2 separate regions of the Homo sapiens genome follow, and region 2 is linked to region 1. A link is an interaction called in ENCODE POLR2A ChIA-PET data of the cell type or tissue named here. Cell type or tissue: HepG2. All regions are shown on one strand. Links, peaks and the distances in the headings refer to the core of each region. The heading gives the core; the rest is flanking DNA.

Region 1 (12,480 bases), core at 3,072-11,071:
CATGAACCATGAAAACCCCTCTGATGGCCTCAAGGCAGTGCCTGCAGGCCGAGGCCCTTCTGGGGGTTTCCATCTTTCTTCCACCAGACTCCAAGCCCACTCTCCTCCAAGACAGTGTTGTCTTTTCTCACCCAGAGTATTAACACTACTAAGTCTTTCACCTTAATTTATGACTCAGGATTTATTCACGTCCTGCCCACTCTAGGCTCACAGAAATAAAATCAAGTGCTAGACACACTGGCTGCCACTAAGGCACTAGCTTCGGAAGCTGGTGGTGGCAGCGGGGGTTGCCACCCGGCGTGCTGGGCCCTGGCAGTGCCTCTGCTGATTGAGCCCTTTCTCAGTTAATGGGTGTCGAGTTGGGTCATTTGTCCACCGACCCGGTCTTTATGTAAGCAGCCGTGGGCTGTGGGCAGATAGGACCTCAGAGATGCAGCATGAGGCTCTTAAAAAAAACCTGGCCATTCACTGCCTCTAATTCCCTACTGCTTTGGCATATTGGGCAATGTATTACCTCCTTAAAATAATAAAAGAATAACTTTTCTATGAAAAAGAGATAAATAAATATAATGGTGGTTAACTCTAGGGAGGGCAATAAGTCAGAAAAGCAAAAAAAATATATATATATATTAGAAAAGCAAAAACACAACTATATACAAAGTTTATATATATATATATAAGCTCTCCAAACTCATTTTCTATTTCTTATTATGTATCTCCTGGTGCAAGCAAATTGTCACTTTGTATATAGCTGTGTTTTTGCATTTGAAAAAACAATGTATAATAATTTTGCATTAAACTGAAGAAGGCTTTGTAAGAGTAGAATTTATTTTCTTAGTAAAGGGGGTAGAAATTATCCTGGCTGTTTTGAGTCAAGCATACATTTCCCACCATTCTTCAACTTACTTTTCTCTCCATTACCTTTAGGAAGCCATAGATAGACCTTCTTTTATTTATGTTCTCTGAGGAACCATTAACTCCAATAAACCCCAGTAAGGCATGCTCCTAATACCAACACATGAGATATACTTTCTAAGAAACAGCCACTACCAAATCATATATGCAACCACCAGTAAACACTTTTTAATGCGTGATGGGGTTATTTCTAAATTGTGATGGTAGCACTTCAGTTGAGTTTGGTTTTCTCATTTTACTCTTCTCTAAACAACCAAACTTAATGAGGCATTTAAAGAGAGGCACTAACAAACTATAGTCCATTTAGGGGGAAACAACCAGGATAGAGAACAGTCTGGAAACCAGGTGAGTAAAGGTTGATGAAACTGGGAAGAGAAGACCTTGAGGAAGACATGAGAGTTATTATCTAGGCTCTAAAGGAGAAGTTTGAGCATCTTGTGCATAAAGTTTTTTCTCTATTTAGTCCTTGGAGAAAGGGTGTGAACATTTTGAAGGCTCTTGAAATATTTCACCAAATTTACACTGTTAGCAATGTATATTTATTCTTAAATAGGGACCTTAATAAGCTCTGGGGATTGGTATCTGTATAATATTCAGTCTTCCTTTAAAACAATGTGATACATATCTCCATTTTATTAAATCTTCACTTATTATTGCTTAATACAAATTTATTTCCTTGTACAAGCTACTCACATTTATTATTTAGTTTAAGGTTAAACTTTTGTATATTTTTCTTATTAGCTATTGCTGGTATATTAGAATATATTGACATTTGTGTGCATTTACTATATGACAATAATTACTGAATTTCCATTGATGCTAATTACTTCTAGGTGATTCTTTTGGTTTTTCTAGTATTATATCTCTTGTTTATGTTTCATTTCTTGTTGCATCACCCAGGGCTCCTAAAACAGTATTAATAATGGTACTAGTGGTTATTTTTATTATTTCAGTAAGAATCAAACTGGAACTTATGGAGTTTATAGTGAATGACTCATTTTCTCCATTAAATACGTATATCCCGTCATTCACCACATTTCATTTATTCCCCCTCTTTTAAAATAACTGCTATACTGAGATATAATTCACATACCATGTGATTCACCTATTTAAAGTCTACAATTCAATGGTTCTTAGTTTATTCAGAGTTGTGAAACATCACCACAATCGATTTTAGGGCATTCCACTAACCCTCTGAAAAAACTCTATATCCATTAGTAGTCACTTCTGTTTTCCCTCTGCCATGCCCCTGCAAGCCCAAGGAACCAATAATTTACTTTCTGTCCAGATGCAGTGGCTCATGCCTGTAATCCCAGCACTTTGGGAGGTCGAAGCGGGCAGATCACCTGAGGTCAGGAGTTCATGACCAGCCTGGCCAACATGGTGAAACCCCATCTCTACTAAAAATACAAAAAAATTAGCCGGGCATGGTGGTGTATGCCTGTAATCGCAGCTACTCGGGAAGCTAAGGAAGGAGAATTGCTTGAACCCAGGAGGCAGAGGTTGCAGTGAGCTGAGATGGTGCCACTGCACTCCAGCCTGGGCAACAAGAACAAAAACTCCGACTCAAAAAAAAAAAAAAAAAAAAAGATATATATATATATATATATATATATATATATATACTTTCTGTCTTTATAGATTTGCCTATTCTGGAGCTTTCATGTAAATATGATCATATAATATGTAGTCTTTTATGACTGGCTTCTTTCACTTAGCATAAAGTGTTCAAGGTTCATGCTGATTTTCTTTTAAATGCCTTCACTGTAAGTCTCTTTTTTCCACCCTGCCCTAGACTTTTATCTCTCCTCTCTAGATTAATAAACTAATCTCCTAGTTTTATTTCTAGATGTCAGTCTTTTTTCTTAGATCCATCATGCATACATATTAATCAGTTTTAGACATCACTTTCATCACATACCATCTCTTCCCTCAAACCTTTAGTGAATTCTTCATTTTTGAGATGGAGTCTTGCTCTGTCACCCAGGCTGGAGTGCAGTGGTGTGATCTAGGCTCACTGCAACCTCTGCCTCCCAGCTTCAAGCGATTCTCCTGCCTCAGCCTCCCAAGTGGCTGGGATTACAGGCATGAGCCACCATGCCCAGCTAATTTTTTGTATTTTTAGTAGAGGTGGGGTTTCACCATGTTGGCCAGGCTGGTCTCAAACTCCTGAGCTTGTGTGATCTGCCTGCCTCGGCCTCCCAAAGTGCTGAGATGATAGGTGTGAGCCACTGGGCCTGGCGAATTCTTAAGTGTATCATTAATCAAAACTCTTCACTCTTTCATTTCATAAAATTATATTGAGTTACTATGTCCCAGACACTCAATGTAGAGTGAACTGGACAAAACTGGAGCTTATATTTTGCCTGGTATGCAAGTGGATTCCATATTAGCCATCCAAACTCATTTCGTATTTCTTAACATGTACCTCCTGTTGTGAGCAAATTTTCCCCTATGTAGAACATGCTTGCTCTTGCTCCTGTGCCTTCATCCATGCCATTCCTCTATCTGGAGTTTCACTTTTCTTAACCCTTACTTAAATTTCATGTAGGCTTCACAGCTCAGATCTACCCTGTCTTGATCTAGAAAGCCATCTTTGGCTACTTCAGACACCATAAATCTCTTGTGTTTCTCCCTAGAAATTAACTTTTACATCATATAATACAGAACTTGATGCTGTTTTGTACTCTTTGCTTTTAACATACGATTGTTTTGCTTATCCAATTGTAGACTGAACATTTAAAAATGATGATATTTGACAATTTTTACCCATACAAATGGCAATTTTATATGGAGAAATCTAAGAGAATATAAATTGCTTGAGGGCAAAGACAGTCTCATACTTGTTTGAAATATCCCGTCTTCCAGGCACCCAAGTTCTTGTTGACTAACCAAGGACACTTTTCTGTCTTTACCCCTGGCTGTCAGCAGTCATATCTTAGGTTGTCTTGTGTCGCAAACATTTTCAATCGTTCTGCTGTGTGATTCAAGGAGGAGGATAAAGAGTGCATGGCCTCTGTGGCAGCTCAGCTATTCAGGGATCCTTTTGCTTCTTTATACTTGATTTACTTGATTAATTGCTCTTCCCATTTGTCAGCTTACATTCATGGCCATGTTCCAAATGGCTGAAGCTGCTGGAATTTTTTTATCCAGAAAAGTGAGGTAATAGTATGAAGTTTATTTTAGAATTTACAAACATTCCTTTAATATTGTAGAAGGAAAACCTTACATTTATAATTTTCCAGGGGTAAAGATATATTCAGAAGGGTTAATCTTGTCTTTGAATACAACTATTAGAAGCACTAGGAACAGAATCCGGCCATCCTAGCATCTGGTCCAGAGGTTTCATCACTATGAAGAAGTGGGCTCCAGGTGTGATTTCTCCTAGGGTTCTTTTTGAAAAAGCATACATACATAGACACACACACACACAAAATTATATAAATCATTTTATATATAATACATACATAAATGCATACATACACACATAGACATATACATTTATGTTTATAAATATATTATTTATTTATTTTGGATACGTGCTCAAAAATAAATCAATTGTCTTTCCTCCCACCATCCCAAGAGCCTTAACTTTCACTCCCACTTCCTAGCCATCTCGGTAGGGGCTTAAGGGGCCATATTATACAAATACTAGGAAGGCAGAGTGGCCTCAAATATTAGACCAAAGCCAGAGGAGCATACTACCTTCAGGTTCCAACCAAGAATGAAGAATAGAAAAGAGCTGCCAGAATGCCACTGGGCCATTGGATCTGAAAATGACTATGGGTGAGACAAAGTCAAATGAGGCATCCTGGCCAACAAGTACACAACAGTGAGAAAAGTCAGACATTTGAACTCTGCTATGTCAACCCTAAACTGCTGTGACTTGCTAGAGTGACCACAGTCCTCAACAGGGCTCAGCGTGGGGAAAAGTCCTAGAAACAGTGTGCTCTGGCTAGAGTTGATGCAGGGGAATCTACTATCACTGAGATCAAGCCAGGACCAACTAGGACAAAATAAACTTCAAAATGACTTCCTTAACTGGTCAAAGCTTATTATTATTTTTTTTTTTTAAATCTAAACATGGTAGAGTTTTTGCTTCTCAGAAACTGGGGTATTTTCCAATGGATAGTGGTGGACTCATTAGGGAGTCTCCCAGAGGGGCTGGCCTTCGGGAGCTTTCCATACCCCATCATAACTCAGTTGTCTCTGGGTATTGGGAAGTAGTGGGGTAGAGTGGAAAAAGCAAGGCTGATCTGAGGACAAATTCTAGCTCATCTACTTTCCAGCTGTGAGACTTTGGCAAGCTACTTAACCTCTTTGAGTCTCAGTTTCCTTAACTGAAAAATTAGGACAGTATCCACTTTGCAGGGTTGAGAGAAGGATCAGATTTAATACATTGAAAGCATCGAATATAGTTTCTGACTTACAGCAAGGGATCAATAAATAATAGCTAATTAGCTTATCCCAATCTAAATAGAGATTTTCTATGATTTAGACTCATTCCTCCTTTTAAACACTTGAGATTTACATCAAGGGGAAGGAAAAAAGCTATGAAGGCCACATGTCATTTTTTTTTTAAAGGAAGACATCAAGTTGTTCATCTGTTTGGATGGGATCAGTAGAAATTAATGTAAAGCAGTCACATCCATTTCTTCTGATATTATCTGTTTGGATGGGATCAGTAGAAATTAATGTAAAGCAGTCACATCCATTTCTTCTGGTATTGCTGTAAATAAGAAAACAGGGCTTGTACAAGCATACGTAATTTTGCCAAGGCCAAAATGCTAGGGGGAAGACATTTAACATGCCTCAAACTTAATCTGAATCACTTACGTAAGATAACATCTTAGCAACACCTGGAAATTGTGTCTTACTCCTTTCCTACTTGTACTTAAATTAGTCATAGGCTAATATAACTTTATAACAACCCCTCAAAAAGTCAAAAGGACACTTCATCTTTAGCATTAGAAGGCTGGTAGTTTTTAGTTAAACCAGGCGGTCATTTGGTAATATGACTAGTGATAGTGAAACAGACCTGAGATGAGGTTTAGTTATCTCTATTTATTCCCTCAAAGGGCATGTCTACGTGAACAAAATCATGACAGTGTAATTAGAAGGAAACGTGTAGCTCTTCCCCCATTTCCTTGCTTCCCTGCACTCAACCTCCTTTCCCTTTCTCCATATACCAAATTGCCCTATCTCCTTGAGAAAAGGCAGATGTCCAAAATAGGGTGAAAGTTTGTTTCTGTTTTCCATTAAACTTAATGTCTTGTACTAAGGAAGGTACTAGTCTGATTTATTTACTTGGGGAGTGTGTATATATGACTATTTCAGAGGTGTTATACTAACTGGGTATTCAAAGAATACACATTTTCATTTGTAACAAAATTAGGTCACTTTATTGCCCTGTAACACAAAGACAAAATGTAGCATCAAGCTTGTATCGGCTTCCAGATTTTGCTATTTTTCCACCTTTGCAGTCTGTCTATAAATTCTTTTCACCATCATTTTAGGTACTTCTAGAACTCAAGGAACTGCCAAATATCACTTTCCACCATCCAGTCCCTGACAAATATGTCAAATATGCTTACCCTTCTTGTGTGAAAGAAGCCCATGAAATCTGCCTGGTTGAACTTCCAGCTCAGGGATACACACATTTTGCCTCCCTCTTCTATTCTGGTCAAGATGGTCAGCATTGGAATTTGAGGCCTATGGCTTTCTTGCAGACTAAGACAACAGACTTTATTTGATTTACTTTCTTGCAGACCAATCAAAAATTACAATTAAGTTAAAAAATAACCTAGTGCTGCCTTCCCCAAACCACAGTTTCAGAAACAGCTGCTTATTACTCATGTGTGGCACCAGGAAATTGCAGTGTCATGTTCAAGGTCTGCAGCCAATAGAGATCTGTGGGATTGGGAAAAGGGCACAAATGATTCTTTTATGTTGGTTACCTTCACTCCCTCAGCACCACCACAAAATTCAAAATTTATGGGGGGCGGAGAAGACAGAGAACTAGTAACCTGGGCAAGAAAAAAGAGAGGAAAAAGCTCTTTCTCATCAAATTTCCTTATGCATTGGCTAATTCCTTCCCTCTGATTTGTCAATTTACCTTCCATTTCAAAACAAGCTTCCTTAGCCATTGTGTAACATCTAGATTTGGAGCGACTGTCGGGAATGCTTTGGTGAAGAGGGCTGCTGCACTTGACAAACAACTCCGTCTCTGAAAGTCTAACCAAAAGACCCAATTCACAGTGAACGGTCACCTGCCACTCACTAGGAACAGGCTGGCTTGACGAAATGGAAGAATCAACATTGTCACACATTGTGAAATAATTTCCCATATAGTTCAGTTGCATTTGCCTGGCCAGACAACCATGAAAGGTTGCATTTTGTTTCTAGGGTCATTTCTCAGTTCATTTAATAGGTGGGTAGAGTGAAGTCTAGTGGCCTTGGCCAGGTGAGTTCATGGGAAGTTAGGAAAAAACAGCCTGTGGATTCTGCTCAAGCTTGAAAATCCTAACACACCTCACGAGACTATTCTGAATCCTCAATTTTAAATTTTACTTCTCTTACTCATCAATCCTTAAAAATAGAAAATGAAAAGTAAGCTGGATGTGGGGGCTGATGCCTGTAATCCCAGCACTTTCGGAGGCCAAGGTGGGAGGATCACTTGAGCCTAGGAGTTCCAGACCAGCCTGGCAATGAAGTGAGATCCCTATCTCTGTAAAAAATTAAAAAATTAGCCGATTGCAGTGGTATGCACCTGTAGTCCAAGCTACTTAGGAGGCTGAGGTGGGAGGATCCCTTGAGCCCAGGAATTTGAGGCTGCAGTGAACTACGAGCTATGATTGGGCCACTGTGCTCTAGCCTGGGTGACAGGGCGAGACCCCATCTCAAAATAAATAAATATCACCAAAGTATATGGGATATTCCTATTTCAAAAAGTTGTTCAAAACTCCATTTTCCCATAATTAACCTTTGAGCTCCTTATCATGGCTCAATGCTGGGATGTTTGTACATAAACATAGAAGTGTCTCTTTTCTAATTAGCTGCTCCTCACCCTCCCCAATCCATTATGGGACTACTCTAACAAGACTTAAATTTTGGCTAATCAAGCACTTTACTGAGGGTGGATTGTGATGCCACCAATTAGCTCTTATCTGATCCTCTCCCAAAGGTGATAATTTCTGCTTAGAGCTGGGAAACTATGTGATAGTTTAATCTGGTTTAATGCAATTGGGTAGATTTATGAGTGGCCACCATCACTCCTATCAAATTACATTTTGCTCTCTGCTGGAAACTAGGTCTTAGGGAATAAAAGATTTAAAAAATTTCAATTTCATTTTTCTCAGTGGCTAGAATGGCAAAGATGAAACCGAGAAGGCACATTTCTTATCCAGAAAAATATATGGGATGGGGTCTACTTCAGACAGCTTTTCTGCACTAAGTGCCTCAAGGGTTGTGGTTTAGTTAAACCACAACTCCATGGAACTTAATGAAGCATTTGCAAAGAGTAAGTACAAGAATGTGGTCCAAATATTCTGAGCTCAAAACAGGTTATATGATCTGATATAGGTACATGTGTTTTATTTATGAGGAAAATAAACTACAGTATTTTAAATTGAGACAATTCCAGAAAATTCTCATAGATGGTCAGCAGAATTGTGCTTCTCTGTTGAGTTAGTTACATGTTTGAAATAAATCTGATTTAGGTCTCTACTATTCCTTTTAGCCCGAGTTCTGACATTACTGACTCATTGAGCAGTAAATGAGGAAAAGTTCTAAGCAGACTTTTTAACTCACCTTCGTTACTTAATATATGAGAAAACTGAGCCCAGAGAGGTGATGAGCTCTACCTAAGATCACCCAGCTAATTAGTGACAACTTCTGACTCACTTTCTTAAGCACCCCTTGCTACTCCAAGGAAGGGGCCTTTCTGAGGGCATCTGAGGTCAGAGTGTAGCCCCAGGATTTGGTTCAGCTCAGGAATTCTGAGGTCACTGGATGCCTACTGACCCACCTTGTAGAAATGTAAGATTTCTAAAACTGAGTTCCTGCACAGAAGCAGGATTGTGCAGACTAAATTAGCCCAGGTTTAGATCCACAGTTTTGATCTGAACTGGATCTGCCTTTGGCTTATTGAAAAATAATACCTCTAGTCCTTATATGAAGTTCTTGTATAAAAATTCTTTTAATGGTCACATCTCATGCAATTTTCTGAATATGAAGATGATCTTTAACAGCATCTTATTGGCTCAACTAGGGGAAACTCATAAATTAAAGTTACACAAAATTCTGTGACAGAAATGGATTTATCATCAACTTAAACCCGAGGCGGCCGGGCGCAGTGGCTCATGCCTGTAATCCCAGCACTTTGGGAGGCTGAGGGGGATGGATCACCTGAGGTCAGGAGTTTGAGACCAGCCTGGCCAACATGGCGAAACCCCGTCTCTACTAAAATTACAAAAAAATTAGCCGAGGGTGGTGCTGCATGCTTGTAATCCCAGCTACTCAGGAGAATCACTTGAACCCGGGAGGCGGAGGTTGCAGTGAGCCAAGATCGCGCCAGTGTACTCCAGCTTGGGCAACAGAGTGAGACTCCGTCTCAAACAAACAAACAAACAAACAAACACCTTAGGCTATTTGCCAAAACTAGAGAAGTAACTTTATTAAAAGGAGAAGCAACTACAGCTGAGGAAAAACAGAAAGCAAAACAAAGCAACTCCCTGTATGTACGTATGTGGGAGAAACTAAAGAAATATGGCTTTTCAGAAACAGAGGAAAAACAAAAGTAGCATTACCTGATCATGTAGGGGAATGAACCATAAGAGTTAGGAGAGACATGAAAGGCTGAGAGCAAAGAAGGGAAGAAGTAGGGAAGGATGAAAGCAATAATAATAATAATAACAATGATAGTGATATTTAAAAAAAGAAGAAATTGGGCTTGATGGTTCTGTGGCAATTTTTTTTTAAGTTTAAAAAATAGAGAACACAGGCTTATAAAGAGGGAAGAAAGTTTCATTGCTCAATGAAGCTGATTGAGATCTGAAATGGGAGTTGGAAATCTTGGTTTCTATTCCCAGCTATGTCCCCAGTAAGCTCTATGACCTTTTCTGTTAATCACTTAACTTCTCCATGCCTCAGTTTCCTCATCTACAAAATAAAGTGATTCTATTCAGTCATTCAAAACTAGATGATCAATAGGGATCTCTTTCAATTTGAAGATTGTACGATTTTATAATTAACCAACAAGGAAGACATCAAAAGAAACTTGTTGAATAGCTCCAAGAATGTTGCAAGGGAATATCTGCGGAGCTAGATAAAAGGTGAGTTTAACCAGACTAATTAGAAGATACTCCAGGAAATTCTCAACAAAAGTGAAATAATGTCACCAGCTTTTTGTTCCCCTGCCTGCTGAGCTCCATTCAAAGAGGGAAGTAAGGCCTTTTAAGAATCATCCCCTCACAGGTATGCAACCAGTTATCAGTTTTCCTGAAAACCTCTACAAATCCCTTCCTTTCATCAATGCATTTAATTAGTTAATGTTTAGATAGCACTTTCGGGATGTAAAGTACAATATAAGGGCTCAACATTATTATTACTTAACAGCTTTTATGGGACCAGCCATTCCTGAGATTAAATGAGAAACTAAAGTGAGTCCCTGGTTAGAAGGTTGTGATCTAATACATTGCTGGCTCACTGATGAGGAAAAACAAGCCCTGCATGTACATTGAAATAGGTGCTTTTATTAGCCTGTATATCATTGTCTAAGATGGTTGGGGATTTTTACTCTTTGCTTCAAGGTCCACAAGTAGAAGCCACAACTTTCAATACAGTAGTGATTACAATTTCACATGTCCTATATTTCTAGAATATTATCTGTTGTGTCTGCAGTGTCTGTATGCCTGGGCACCTGTACATCCGGAATATGGATTCAAATACATGGGAATTTGCTATACAATAAAGGTGGGGAAGATGAATTTTTAAATAAATGATGTTGGGGCAAGTTGTTAGCCATCAGGGAAAGCAAATAAGCTGGATCCCTAACTCATCTCATAAAAACTGTATTTTCAGGCCGGGCATGGTGGCTCACACCTGTAATCCCAGCACCTTGGGAGGCCGAGGTGGGCGGATCACCTGAGGTTGGGAGTTCGAGACAAGCCTGACCAAAATGGACAAACCCTGTCTTTACTGAAAATACAAAAGTAGCCAGGCGTGATGGCACACGCCTGTAATCCCAACTACTTGGGAGGCTGAGGCAGGAGAATTGCTTGAACCTGGGAGGCGGAGGTTGCGGTGAGCCGAGATCGTGCCTTTGCACTCCAGCCTGGGCAACAAGAATGAAACTCCGTCTCAAAAACAAACAAAAAAACTGTATTTTCTTTTTTTTGAGATGGAATCTTGCTCTGTCGCCCAGGCTGGAGTGCAGTGGCACGATCTTGGCTCACCGCAACCTCTGCTTCCTGGGTTCAAGTGATTCTTCTGCCTCAGCCTTCTGAGTAGCTGGGACTACAGGTGCACACCACCATGCTCGGCTAATTTTTGTATTTTTAGTAGAGATGGGGTTTCACCATATTGGCCAGGCTGGTCTTGAACTCCTGACCTCATGATCCGCCCGCCTTGGCCTCCCAAAGTGATGAGATTACAGGTATGAGCCACCATGTCTGGCCTTTAAAAACTATATTTTCTGATAAACTGAAGACTTAAATATAAAAAGAAAACCATAAAATATTTTTAAAACTATAACATTAGGGAAAAATATTAGAAATTTAGAATATTAGAAAAATAGAATTTACCCCATTTATGTGGGGTAAATATTTTGTAATCTTAGATGCTATAAAAAAGTAATAAATCTAAATATATAAAGTAAACAATTAGTTCAATATAAAATATCATTTAAAAGTCAAATGACAGAAACAAAAAAAAATTTCCTATTTATATGAAAAAAGTGTCAATTTCCTTAGTATACACAAAGCTCTCTTAAATTAATAAGGAAAAGACCAATGTTATAACTTAAACACATGTTAATAAAAAGGCAATTCAGAAAAACTACAAATGGCCAATAATGATATTAAAAAGATGCTCAACTTTACTTCTCATGGAAAAAACACAAATTAAAACAACACTGTGAAGTTAATTTTTATTTATCAGATTGGCCAGGATTAAAAATATTGTTAATATAGAAAATTAATGTGTGTTCAGGAAAACAGGCACTCTCAAGACAGTGAATGGAAGTATTAAATTGGTTCTACCTTTTCAGAAGGCAACTGGACTGGCAATATTTATTGAACTGCGAAGCATGCATACCCTTTGACCTAGCAGTCTTACTTTAATGAATTTACACTACAGAGATATTCACACAAGTGTACAGGGAAATGTGGAGGGTGTTCACTGCAGTATAGGTCCTCAAAGAGAAACACTGGCCAGATTGAAAACACACACAAACACACAACTTAGGTTTAGCTGGGCGTGGTAGTGTGGGTAGTGTGCACCTTGTAGTCTCAGCTACTTAGGAGGCTGAAGTGGGAGTATCCTTTGACTCTAAGATTCTGAGGCCAG
Region 2 (12,480 bases), core at 2,176-10,175, 78 kb before region 1:
ATTTATAGACTAATCTCATTAAAATTATACACGGAATTCATTTTAAAAAATATTTTCTGAATTTTTGCAATGAGCATGTGTTACATTTAAAATCATAAAAGCCAATAAAGCTATTTTGATCTCGAAGAAAAAGATAAATATTTAAAATGTCACTTTGCGCACAGTGTCCAACACCCAGTTAAGCTTTCAATAATTACTGGCTATTACCGTTATTATCTACTTAACATATCAAACGCCTAAGTGACCTTCTACTTTCCCTTGACTCTTTAGATTTTTATTTACTTACCCATCTGTTAGAATGTGCACCCTATGAGGGCAGATTTTTTCAAGTTCTTTTAATTGTTTTTCTCCCCTGTTGACAAAAAGAATACATTCTTTCGGGAAAAAAGAAAAAAAAAAGAAATGTAAGAATCTGCCCTAATCTCAATCTCCAAAGATAATCATTGTAGATTATCTAAACACTGTTGGGCAACACTGAGAGCTTTTTCCTGTAAAGGGCTAGATAGTTAATATTTTTGGCTTTGTGGCCACACCATCTCTGTTGCAACCACTCAATTTTGCCCTTACAGCAGAAAAGCAATGTTAAGGAAAAATTATTCATGACTTTTTTTTTTTTTTTTGAGACAGAGTCTTCCTCTGTCACCCAGGCTGGAGTGCAGTGGCATGACCACGGCTCACTGCAGCCCCAACCTCCTGACTCAAGCAATCCTTCCACCTCGGCCTCCATCATAGTTGAGACTACAGTCTTGCACTACCATGGCCTGATAATTTTTTAATTTTTTGTAGAGACAGGTTCTCATTATATTGCTCAGGCTGGTTTTGAACTCCTGGGCTCAAATGAGCCTCCCTCCTTGACCTCCCAAAGTACTGGGATTACAGGTGTGAGCCACCAGACCTGGCTCACAACACTTGTTAAATATGGGAAGGGAGACTTTACTTAGGAGGCAACTATCACTGTAGGAATAGGGACCACCACAGTGGGGTCTTGCAGTGGGCTCAACTCCCGCAAGGGTAAGTGGAGATTTACAGCCAAGGAGCAGGCTTGGTGGCAGTGGATGGAAAATTACTCAGACGAAACATCAGGTGTAAGGGGGCTTCTTGCTAGACAAATTCAGTAGAATTCTTGTTGAAGGGAGACCAGGGTGATAAAGATATTGAGGGTGGGGGATGTTCACTAAACTAACGTAGTGGGATCTTGCTCCAAGTAGATTCTACAAGGACAGGGAGGGAAGCCCAAGGTCAGCTCAGTCAAGCAGAGGACTCAGGGGAGCCTGATTCAAGTTTGGTCAAAGGAGAGCGTCTCTGTGAGCAGCCAGACAACACCTAAACGAATAGGTGTGGCTGTGTTCCAGTAACACTTTATTTACAAAAACAGGATTCAGCCTGACTTGGCCCTGCAACCACAGTGTGCCACCCCTGCCGTAGAACCATGTGGTCCAACAGAAACATGATGGGAACCACATATGTAATTTTCCATTTCCTTGTAGTTTAAATAAAGGTGAGATGAGATCAATTTCTTTCTTTCTTTCTTTTTTTTTTTGAGATGGAGTTTTGCTCTTGTTGACCAGGATGGAGTGCAATGGCACGATCTCAGTTCACTGCAACCTCTGCCTCCCGGGGTTCAAGTGATTCTCCTGCCTCAGCCTCCCGAGTAGCTGGGACTGCAGGCATATGTCACCATGCCCGGCTAATTTTTTTGTATTTTTAGTAGAGACGGGGTTTCACCATGTTGGCCAGGATGGTCTCAAACTCCTGACATCAGGTTATCCAACCACCTCAGCCTCCCAAAGTGCTGGGATTACAGGTGTGAGCCACTGCACCAGGCTGAGATCAATTTCAATGTTATGTTTAATGTTCAACGTTATGTTTAATTTAACCCAATATACCCAAAATATTATTTCCTCACAAAATCAAAACATAATCAAATAATTACTAAAATATTTTACATTCTTGTATTTTACTAAATCTTCAAAATCTGCTGTGTATTTTATACACACGGCACATTTCAATTCAGACCAGCCACATCTCACATGTTCAATAGGCACCTGTTGGACAGCTGAGCTGTAGAATCTAGATTGTCAGCGGGTACAGTGGCTCATGCCTGTAATCCCAGCACTTTGGGAGGCCAAGGCAGGTGGATCACGTGAGGTCGAGAGTTCGAGGCCAGCCTGACCAACATGGAGAAACCCTGTCTCTACTAAAAATACAAAATTAGCCAGGAGTGGTGGCACATGCCTGTAATCCCAGCTACTCGGGAGGCTGAGGCAGGAGAATCGCTTGAACCTGGGAGGCAGAGGTTGCCGTGAGCCGAGATAGCACCATTGCACCCCAGCCTGGGCAACAGAGTGAAACTCTGTCTCCAAAAAAAAAAAGAAACTAGATTGTCTTTGTAAGCATATAATTACACACACACACACACACACACACACACACACACACACACACATTTGTTGTTGTTGTTGTTGCTGTTGTTGAGACCTAGTTTCACTTGTCAGCCAGGCTGGAATGCAATGGTGCAATCTCAGCTCACTGCAACCTCCGCTTCCTTGGGTTCAAGAGATTCTCCTGCCTCAGCCTCCTGAGTAGCTGGGACAACAGGTGTGCACCACCACACCCAGCTAATTTTTGTATTTTTAGTAGAGACGGGGTTTCTCTATGTTGGCCAGGCTGGTCTCGAACTCCTGACCTCGGGTGATCCACCCACCTCGGCCTCCCAAAGTGCTGGGATTACAGGCGTGAGCCACCATGCCTGGCCAATTACATATATTTTTAAAAACAAAAGTAGTATAATAACTTTTTACTAAATAATCTTTCTTAGAGATCTTTCCCTACCATTCTACAAAGATCAATTTGTATTTATTGGGCCAATTATAACATTCCATTGTTTAGATTTATCATATGCTATTTTGTCAGTTCCCTACTGATGGACATCTGCATTGTTCCTAATTTTGGATTGTTATTCAAAATAGTGCAGGGATTGTCCTTTTACATGTAAGTTTTGGCACTAGGCTGGGCGCAGTGGCTTACACCTGTAATCCCAGCACTTGGGAGGCTGAGGAAGGTGGATCACTTGAGCTCAAGAGTTCAAGACCAGCCTGGGCAACATGGTGAAATTCTGTCTCTACCAAAAATACAAAAAAATTAGCCAAGTGTGGTGGTGTGCCCCTGTGGTCCCAGCTACTCAGGAGGCTGAGGTGGGAAGATTGCCTGACCCCTGGGGTTGGGGGGCAGAGGTTGCAGTGAGCCGAGATCTCACCACTGTACTCCAGCCTGGGCAACAGGGCGAGACCCCATCTCAAAAAAAAAACACAAAAAACCAAAACTTTGGAACCTATGGGAGTATATCTTTAAAATAAATTTTTTGTAAATTGAATGCTGGGTCAAATCTATAATGACATTTAACTATTTACTAGCAATTGCCAATCTGGAGGGCTGAAATTCTACCTTGTTTTCCTTTTTTTTTGAGACGGCGTCTTGCTCTGTTGCCCAGGCTGGAGTGCAGTGGCAGATCTTGGCTCACTGTAACCTCTGCCTCCCAGGTTCAAGCAATTCTCCTGCCAGCCTCCCAACAGCTGGGATTACAGGCACGCACCAACATGCCCGACTAACTTTTGTATTTTTAATAGAGACGGGGTTTCGCCATGTTGGCCAGGCTGGTCTCGAACTCCTGACCTCAAGTGATCCTTCTGTCTCAGCCTCCCAAAGTGTTGGGATTACAGGCATGAGCCACCGCTCCGGCCTCTTGTTTTCCTTTGTATCTCCAGCATGTTGGCACTCCATGAATAATTGTTAAGTGAATAGATGGCTGAAAACCTCCCAACAGAGGTGTAGGGGATGAGGAAAGAAATAAGTAAATACAATGGAATACATGGAACAGTTAATGGCATATTAAGGAGACACAAATTGAAACCCCGGAGGTCATGTAGTGAAAGATGCTTGTTTAATATTTCAACAAGCTCCTCTGAGCTCAGCCCAGTTCCTACCCTCTTCAGAAAGCCTCTAGGCCTTGGGCCTCAGGCTATGGCATTTGGGGTTTCCCTGGAAAAGTGCTCTCTATCAGTGTGAATATCAGTCTACCCTGTTGTGAGCAGGACAGAGTGGAGCAGGGAGAGGGGCAGTTGAAGTTTCTACCATATCCCAGGAACATCAGGAAACCCCCTGCTCTGCAGAATCAGATGGACTCCCAGAAGGTTGGGAGTCCCATCTGTGGAGGTCTTTCACACCAGCCCACTGCCCTTCTGGAATAGGGGAGGCTTTCTCCCCAAGACACAACAACTTGTCACCACCATGGCAAGGAAGGTTCTACTCTCCAGTGGCCAAGCACATGGCTAGAAAATCTGTCTACAAAAACCTGAACTTGTCTTGAGGTCTCCCTTCCTCCACCAGTTGAGAACTCTCCCCTGGTACTATCTCTCAAACCAGTGCCTCTGGCCACATTCCCAGCCTTGCCTGGTCCTGTCCAGCCACAGCTAGAGCCTCCCGGCTAGCCTCCCACCCATCAGTGTCCCTTGTGCTCCAGTTTTTCCACTCCCCAGCCAAATCCTCATCCCTAACATCATGAAACCTGGCTTTTATGCAGCACCCCTAAGAAGGCAGGGTCTGGCTTCTGTGCCTTTCTCAGAGCCTGCCCTGGAGATTAGCATGTAATCACTGTTAAATAAAAGGACAAAACAATCACTGGATTTGCAAATTGAACAATTTGCTATCCAAGGTCTTCCTTATGGAATAATTCATTGGACAAGTACTATCAAGTGCCAGTGATATGCCACGCACTGTGCCAGATAAACCTGAAGGACAGGGTCCCTTAAATTCATGGAGCTCATGATCTCTGATCCATATCTAACACTTCCCTAAACAAATTATTTTCACAGCTCCCCAAAAACATCCATGGATCGTTCTTTACTTTTATTCAGTGCAAATGTTTATTTCAGCACCTATGATGTACTAGCATGATGCTAAACTATAGCTTTTAATTTAGTCCTCAAAAGACTCCTCCAAGGAAGGTAGCACTGGCTCCACTTTGTACCTGGGGAAAATGAGATGAGGTAACTCCCAGTTCCACATCTGCCCACTAGCAAGTGGAGTCAGCATTCCAGCCCAGGCCTGCCTCTCTTAGCGTCCAACCCTGTCCTCCTGGAGCTCTATTACCTGGCAAGAAGTATTTGACCCTCCAGGGATGGGGGCATTCCAGTCCAGATAAACACCTGGAGCCTAGCAGGCATTCACTGGTGTGGGGGGTGGGGGGCGGGGGGGCAAGAGGGGTTGGGCGCGGTGGGGGTGGCTGGGGGAGCTGTTGCATTTGACTGGGGAACTGGAAATAAAGATATTGAGAGAGAAAACCGGGAGAGATGGGAAGTTGCTGTTTGCAGAGTTTCATGAATTGCTTATCTCTACATCCCCAAACCTTAGTCCTCAGCATTTCTCATTGTCACTTCTAATAACACATTTCCTTATTTTATTATGGGACTGCTTTATACATGTTGCTGAATGGAAGCTCCCTGAAGTGCCTGGATGTTAGGTGGCTTGTCCAAGCTCCCTTGGTTAGTAGTGGGCCGGGACTAGAATCCAAGCTTACTTTCCAGATTACATAGAAGGAGGTGCAGAAGACCGGAATCTCCTCCCCCTTCCCCCCCTCCCCCCACCCCCCCCCACCCCGCCACAGCTCAACTGTGAGCTGGAGGCTGAACAAAGACAGAACTTCCTGGATCTAGATGAGTCACTGGTTTGTTCTTCCCTAGCCACCTCCAGAAAGCCATGCTGAACATGCCATTTTCCTCACTTGGACTCAGTGGTGGGGAGCCTGACCACGTCTTCTCACCTCCAAGACGGGGCAAGGAGTTGGCTAATGGCCCAGCTTCATTCCTGGGGCATCTACCTTTGAAAATGTGTGCTCCTACTTGGAGCTCTTTAGCATGACTGCTCTCTTTACACATGAGGGGACTGGGGTCCTGAATGATTGACTCACCAAAGACAAAGTCAGTCCCAGGAGAAGCGAGAGCTGGCTGAGGTCTTACAAATCCAAGTTCCTGGTATCTCCTACTCTAAAATGCTGCCGCCTCCCATTCCAGCTTATATTTTCCCCCAAACTCTCTTTGCCTCCATTTTGTCCAGGCAGTGAATCTTGAGGTACTGAGTGACAGGAAGAATGTGGAAAACAGTCAGCTTTAATCCAGCCATTCTGCTCCTAGACATTCACCCAAGAGAGGAAAAACACCTATCTTCAAAAAGACTTAGACATGTTTTTTTTTTTTGTTTTTTTTTTTTTTTTTTTTTTTGCTGTGTTTGTTTTTTAGAGACAGAGTCTTGCTCTGTCGCTCAGGCTGGAGTGTGCAGTGGTGCGATCTCAGCTCACGGCAACCTCTGCCTCCTGGGTTCAAGCAATTCTTCTGTTTCAGCCTCCTGAGTAGCTGGGATTACAAGCGTGTGCCACCATGCCCGGCAAATTTTTGTATTTTTAGTAGAGATAGGGTTTTGCCGTGTTGGCCAGGCTGGTCTTGAACTCCTGACCTCAGGTGATCTGCCTGCCTCACCCTCCCAAAGTGCTGGGATTACAGGCATGAGCCACCGCACCCGGCCTTTCTCTGTATTTTTATTTGTAATAATCAAAAACTGAAAACAGTCCAGGTGTCAACTGACAGATGAATACGCAAATTGTGGTAGATCCATGCAACAGGTTATTACTCATCAATAAAAAAGAACAAACTAGCCGGGCGCAGTGGCTCGTGCCTGTAATCCCAGCACTTTGGGAGGCTGAGGCAGGCAGATCATGAGGTCAGGGGTTCGAGACCAGCCTGACCAACATGGTGAAACGCCATCTCTACTAAAAATACAAAAATTAGCTGGACGTGGTGGCCCACACCTATAATCCCAGCTACTCGGGAGGCTGAGGCAGGAGGATCGCTTGAACCTGGGAGGCGGAGTTTCCAGTGAGCCGAGATCGCGCCACTGCACTCCAGCCTGGGCGACAAAACAAGACTCTGTCTCAAAAAAAAAAAAAAAAAAAGGAACAAACTACCGATCCATATGACCGCATGAATGAAGCTTAAGAAATTATGTTGAGTGAAAGAAGCTAGAGACAAGAGTACATGCCATATGACTCTGCTTACACGATGTTCTAGATCATGCAAAACTAGAAATCAGGTCCATGTTTGCTTGCAGGGGCTGGAAGGATAGGAAGATGCACAGAGGACAGAAGGAGAAGACGATTACTTGGAAAGGGGCATGAGGAAAGTTTTTTGGGTTCATCTTAAAAATGTTCCATATCCTGCTTTTTGGGTTTTGTTTTGTTTTGTTTTTTTGAGACAGAGTCTCTCTCTGTCGCCCAAGCTGGAGTGCAGTGACAGGATCTCGGCTTACTGCAACCTCTGCCTCCTGGGTTCAAGCAATTCTCCTGCCTCAGCCTCCTGAGTAGCTGGGATTACAGGCTCCCACCACCATGAACAGCTAATTTTTTGTATTTTTAGTAGAGACGGGGTTTCACCATGTTGGCCAGGCTGGTTTTGAACTCCTAACCTCAGGTGATCTGTCTGCCTCAGCCTCTCAAAGCACTGGGATTACAGGTGTGAGCCACTGTGCCCAGCGAAAAATGTTCCATATCTTGATAGGTGTGTAGGTTACACAGATGTAAGCATTTGTTAGAACTGACCAAATTGTACACAAGATCTGTGCACTTGGATATCATAAGTTCTAACTACATTTGAAAGATGGGGGAAAAGGTAGTACATGACTGTTGCAAAACTATATAGAAGTAAAGAAGTAAGCAAAAATTATTCCTTTTTGGGGGGCGGGGACGGAGTTTCACTCTTGTTGCCCAGGCTGGAGTGCAATGGCACAATCTCAGCTCACCACAAACTCCGCCTCCTGAGTTCCAGCAATTCTCCTGCCTCAGCCTCTGGAGTAGCTGGGATTACAGGCATGCGCCACCACGCCCGGCTAATTTTCTATTTTTAGTAGAAATGGGGTTTCTCCGTGTTGGTCATGCTGGTTTCTAACTCCAGACCTCAAGTGATCCGCCCACCTTGGCCTCCCAAAGTGCTGGGATTACAGGCGTGAGCCACCGCACCCGGCCAGCAAAAATTATTCTTATTTCCCCATATTCAAATTTCACATCTCTGAGTTAACTGCTATTCATTCTTTCATGCAATAACCTTCCAGAGACCTTTTCTGGGCATATATGAATGTAATTCTGTGTAATGGGCTCACCCTGTACCTCACACTGTAACTGGCAATGGGAGAGGAAGAAGCTACAAAATTGAAAACAGCCGTTTCTGAATCTCAACAATTTCCTGTTCTTCTGTTTTAATATTAACTATTTTTCCATGTTAGAGCCCTCAGAAAGATTTTGTGGATGCCACTAATGGGTAAAAGAACATTTTGAAGATACTGTTTTTTTCTGAATTGTTTTTCTTTTGAAGAGCCACACCCTTCCATCCCACCTCATCCCAGGCTCCCATCTCCTCAGCCCCCTCTTCTTTCTTTCTTTCTTTTTTTTTTTTAGACGGAGTCTTGCTCTGTCACCCAGGCTGGAGTGCACTGGCTCGATCTAGGCTCACTGCAATATCCACCTCCCAGGTTCAAGTGATTCTCCTGCCTCAGCCTCCCAAGTAGCTGGGTCTACAGGCATGTGCCACCGTGCCCGGCTAATTTTGTATTTTTAGTACAGATGGGGTTTCTCCATGTTGGTCAGGGTGGTCTTGAACTCCTGACCTGAGGTGATCCATCTGCCTCGCCCTCCCGAAGTGCTGGGATTACAGGCATGAGCCACCATGCCTGGCCTCCCTCTTCCTTCTTGACATCTAAGGTGACACTGTCTAATCCCCATTGCCTATTTTTCCATTTCTTTTTCTTTTTTTTGAGACAGAGTCTTGCTCTGTTGCCTAGGCTGGAGTGCAGTGGCACAATCGTGGCTCACTGCAACCTCCGCTTCCTGAGTTCAAGCAATTCTCTTGCCTCAGCCTCCCGAGCAGCTGGGACTACAGGCGCCTGCCATCGTGCCCAGCTAATTTTTGTATTTTTAGTAGAGATGGGGTTTCACCATGTTGGCCAGGCTGGTCTCAAACTCCTGACCTCGGGTGATCCACCCACCTCAACCTCCCAAAGTGCTGGGATTACAAGCATGAGCCACCGTGCCTGGCCTTTTTTTCCCATTTCAACTGTGCAAAATCCTGTCATCTTTCATGGGCCTGAGCCCTCTTGAGGTACATGGAGACAGTGCTGATCTCTCATAGGCTAGATCAGTGGTTTCCCAAGAATGAGGACTGTTTTTAAAAGTCTAAACACCCCAAAGATGGCCCTTTATGACACTTTTTATATCTACTGAATGGGAAAATACAGAAAAGAAAAGCATATTAATTAAATGCAATGCTTCTAAATGGATTTGCATTTTATTAACTATAAGAATATCTACATGCGGCCGGGTGTGGTGGCTCACGCCTGTAATCCCAGCACTTTGGGAGGCCAAGGCGAGTGGATCATCTGAGGTCAGGAGTTCGAGACCAGCCTTGCCTACATGCTGAAACCCTGTCTCTACTAAAAATACAAAAAATTAGCCCGGCATGGTGGCACATGCCTGTAATCCCAGCTACTTGGGAGGCTGAGGCAGGAGAATCACTTGAACCCAGGAGGTGGAGGTTGCAGTGAGCTGAGATCGTGCCATTGCACTCCAGGCTGGGCGACAGAGCAAGACTCTCTCTCGAGGAAACAACAAAAAAAGAATATCTACACGCATTAAAATATTACTAAAATAATAGTAATAGCAGTTACTATTTATTGTGTACTTGTTATGTGCCAGGTATTTTGCTAAGTGCTCTCCATGCATTTGCCTATAATTTGGCCCATAACTCCTCAGGGTGGATACCATTTTATCCTCATTATACATTATGAGGAAACTGAGGCACAGAGAACATTAGTAACTTGCCCAAGCTCCCACTGATGGGCAGTGGGGGCCTAGAATTCAGAGTCTGACAGGCACAAAGGATGTAGTGCCACTTGATCCTGCCTCTTTTATTTACTTGCTCTGCAGACAAGATTTGGCTTGTCTCCAAAGCCAAATGAGTTCTCCAGTCCCTGGCTTAAACTCCCAGGAATGAGACTGCCAGGAGGGAGTCACAGGCTATTTGGGGAAGATGGGTGCCGAGCGCTCAGCCTCAACCTGTTGGCTGGCCTGGGACCCCACTAACTCCGGCCCCGTTCTTGGGACATATTTCAGTCCTCTGAGCTCAGGGGGCTTGAGTAGCTCTGCCCAGGCAGGGCTTGTCCAAGTGTCCCCAGATGCTGGAGGGGTTAACAGTTGAGAAGCTGTTTGCAGACCATTAGAAACAATAATCACCTTACCTGTAACCTGATCTACCTCAAAAGAAGGGTCTTGATTTTAGCAAACAGTGTAAGTGGCCTCTGTGTAAAGTGGAGGGGTGGAGCCGGCTGCCTGACTGCTTAGCTCTTGTTTCTCAAGCCAGGCCCAAGGGTCAATTCCTGGGCCTACAGGGTGAGCTCACACCCTTTTCTGGCTGCTTTCTCCCCTTGGAATTCTGAAAACGGCTGCCCTGTGTGCAGTGAGTTGCTACAAGCCCCACATGGCTGCTCTCCTGGCCCAGCCAGGGGGAGCAAGTAACTTTCTGTTTGAGGTCCTCTTGACCAAGAACAGTCACGAACTCTTTCCTGTGCACTCAAGGGCACACTCTTCTTTAATCCTCGCCTCTAAGCATGATTGCTTGCTGTGCTTTCCAATTCACAGGTGAGAAAGAACAGACTTAGAGACAGCAGTGTGAGGAAGCCAGAGCTGGTTGTTAAACTTCAAGAATTTAGTGGCCGGGCATGGTGGCTGAAGCCTGTAATCCCAGCACTTTGGGGGGCCGAGGCGGGCAGATCACGAGGTCGGGAGATCGAGACCATCCTGGCTAACACGGTGACACCCTGTCTCTACTAAAAATACAAAAAATTAGCTGGGCATGGTGGCGGGAGCCTGTAGTCCCAGCCTCAGCTACTCGGGAGGCTGAGGCAGGAGAATGGCGTGAACCCGGGAGGCGGAGCTTGCAGTGAGCCAAGATCGTGCCACTGCACTCCAGCCTTGATGACACAGCGAGACTCCGTCTCAAAAAAAAAAAAAAAAAAAAGAATTTAGTAAGCGAATGGTTAAACATAGCCATTGGTAAGCCTGAGGTGGGAGGACTGATTGAGCCCAGAAGTTTGAAATCAGCCCGGGGAACACAATGAGACCTCGTTTCAAAAAATAAATAAATAGGCTGGGCGCGGTGGCTCACACCTGTAATCCCAGCACTTTGGGAGGCCGAGGTGGGTGGATCACTTGAGGTCGGGAGTTCGAGACTAGCCTGACCAACATAGTGAAACCGCGTCTCCACTAGAAATACAAAAATTAGCCGGATGTGGTGGCACATGCCTGTAATCCCAGCTACTCGGGAGGCTGAGGAAGGAGAATCTCTTGAACCCAGGAGGCGGAGGTTGCAGTGAGCTGAGATAGCGCCATTGCACTCCAGCCTGGGCAACAGAGTGAGAGTGCCTAAAAAAAAAAATAAATAAAAAGTTTATTACATAAACTTATAATTAAGTAAATTATGTTTAGAACAAAGGTAATAAATACACAGAACTCATCACTTACTAATTATTTGACTGTGTTTGTATCTGTGCTTTGGAGGTTACGTCTGTTGTATCTGTATGGTAGAAGTTCTGTGGAATATAGTGTGCTAGTCTACTGCTTTTCCCAACTCTCCATTTAGCGACATCATGCTGGTAACTTGAAACTGGTCATGGTGGTGTCAGAAGCGTTTGAACCAGAGCGACTCCATCTTGGACAGGGACTGGGTAAAATAAGGCTGAGACCTACTGGGCTGCATTCCCAGGAGGTGAAGACATTCTAAGTCACAGTGTGAGATAGGAGGTCAGCACAAGATACAGGCCATAAAGACCTTGCTGATAAAACAGGTTGCAGTAAAGAAGCCGGCAAAAACCCAGCAAAACCAAGATGGCCAGGAGAGTGACCTCTTGTCGTCCACACTGCTCATTATACGCTAATTATAATATATTAGCATGCTAAAAGACACTCCCACCAACCCCATGACAGTTCACAAATGCCGTGGCAATGTCAGGAAGTTACCCTATATGGTCTAAAAAGGGGAGGAACCCTCAGTTCCAGGAATTGCCCACCCCTTTCCTGGAAACCTCATGAATAATCTACCCCTTGTTTAGCATATGATCAAGAAATAACCATAAAAATGGGCAACCAGCAGCCCTTGGGGCTGCTCTGCCTAGTCATTCTATAGTCCTTTACTTTCTTAATAAACTGGCTTTCACTCTTATGAATTTGCCTCAAATTCTTGTGCAAGATCTAAGAACCCTCTCGGGGTCTGCATTGGGGCCCTTTCCGGTAACCGTGTGGGTATTTACACCACAAGAATTGACGGGGCCGGGCGCGGTGGCTCACGCCTGTAATCCCAGCACTTTGGGAGGCCGAGGCGGGTGGATCAC

What was found. ChIA-PET counts read pairs that join two places held together with the same protein. Peaks named below come from ENCODE experiments on the same cell type or tissue, not always from the same donor. Only the 100,000 strongest peaks of a DNase experiment are listed, where the experiment ranks them.
Region 2: POLR2A ChIA-PET joins it to region 1 with 12 read pairs; 6 of 35 experiments call an interaction of 5 or more read pairs at or near these places.

Annotation. Positions count from the first base shown.
Region 1 is chr2:207,863,299-207,875,778 of GRCh38, forward strand. The region is part of intron 6 of PLEKHM3 (pleckstrin homology domain containing M3); the gene reads right to left. Among named protein-coding and RNA genes, the nearest start is that of FZD5, 100 kb to the left of the region's middle. In HepG2, for the core only: no CTCF peak of the experiment used is centred there; a DNase peak (open chromatin) is centred at 7,193; H3K4me3 peaks cover 854 bases.
Region 2 is chr2:207,786,655-207,799,134 of GRCh38, forward strand. No RefSeq gene overlaps it. Among named protein-coding and RNA genes, the nearest start is that of FZD5, 23 kb to the left of the region's middle. RefSeq lists enhancers at 9,094-10,079, 10,080-11,064. In HepG2, for the core only: a CTCF peak has its summit at 9,206; DNase peaks (open chromatin) are centred at 5,087, 5,717, 7,837 and 10,037.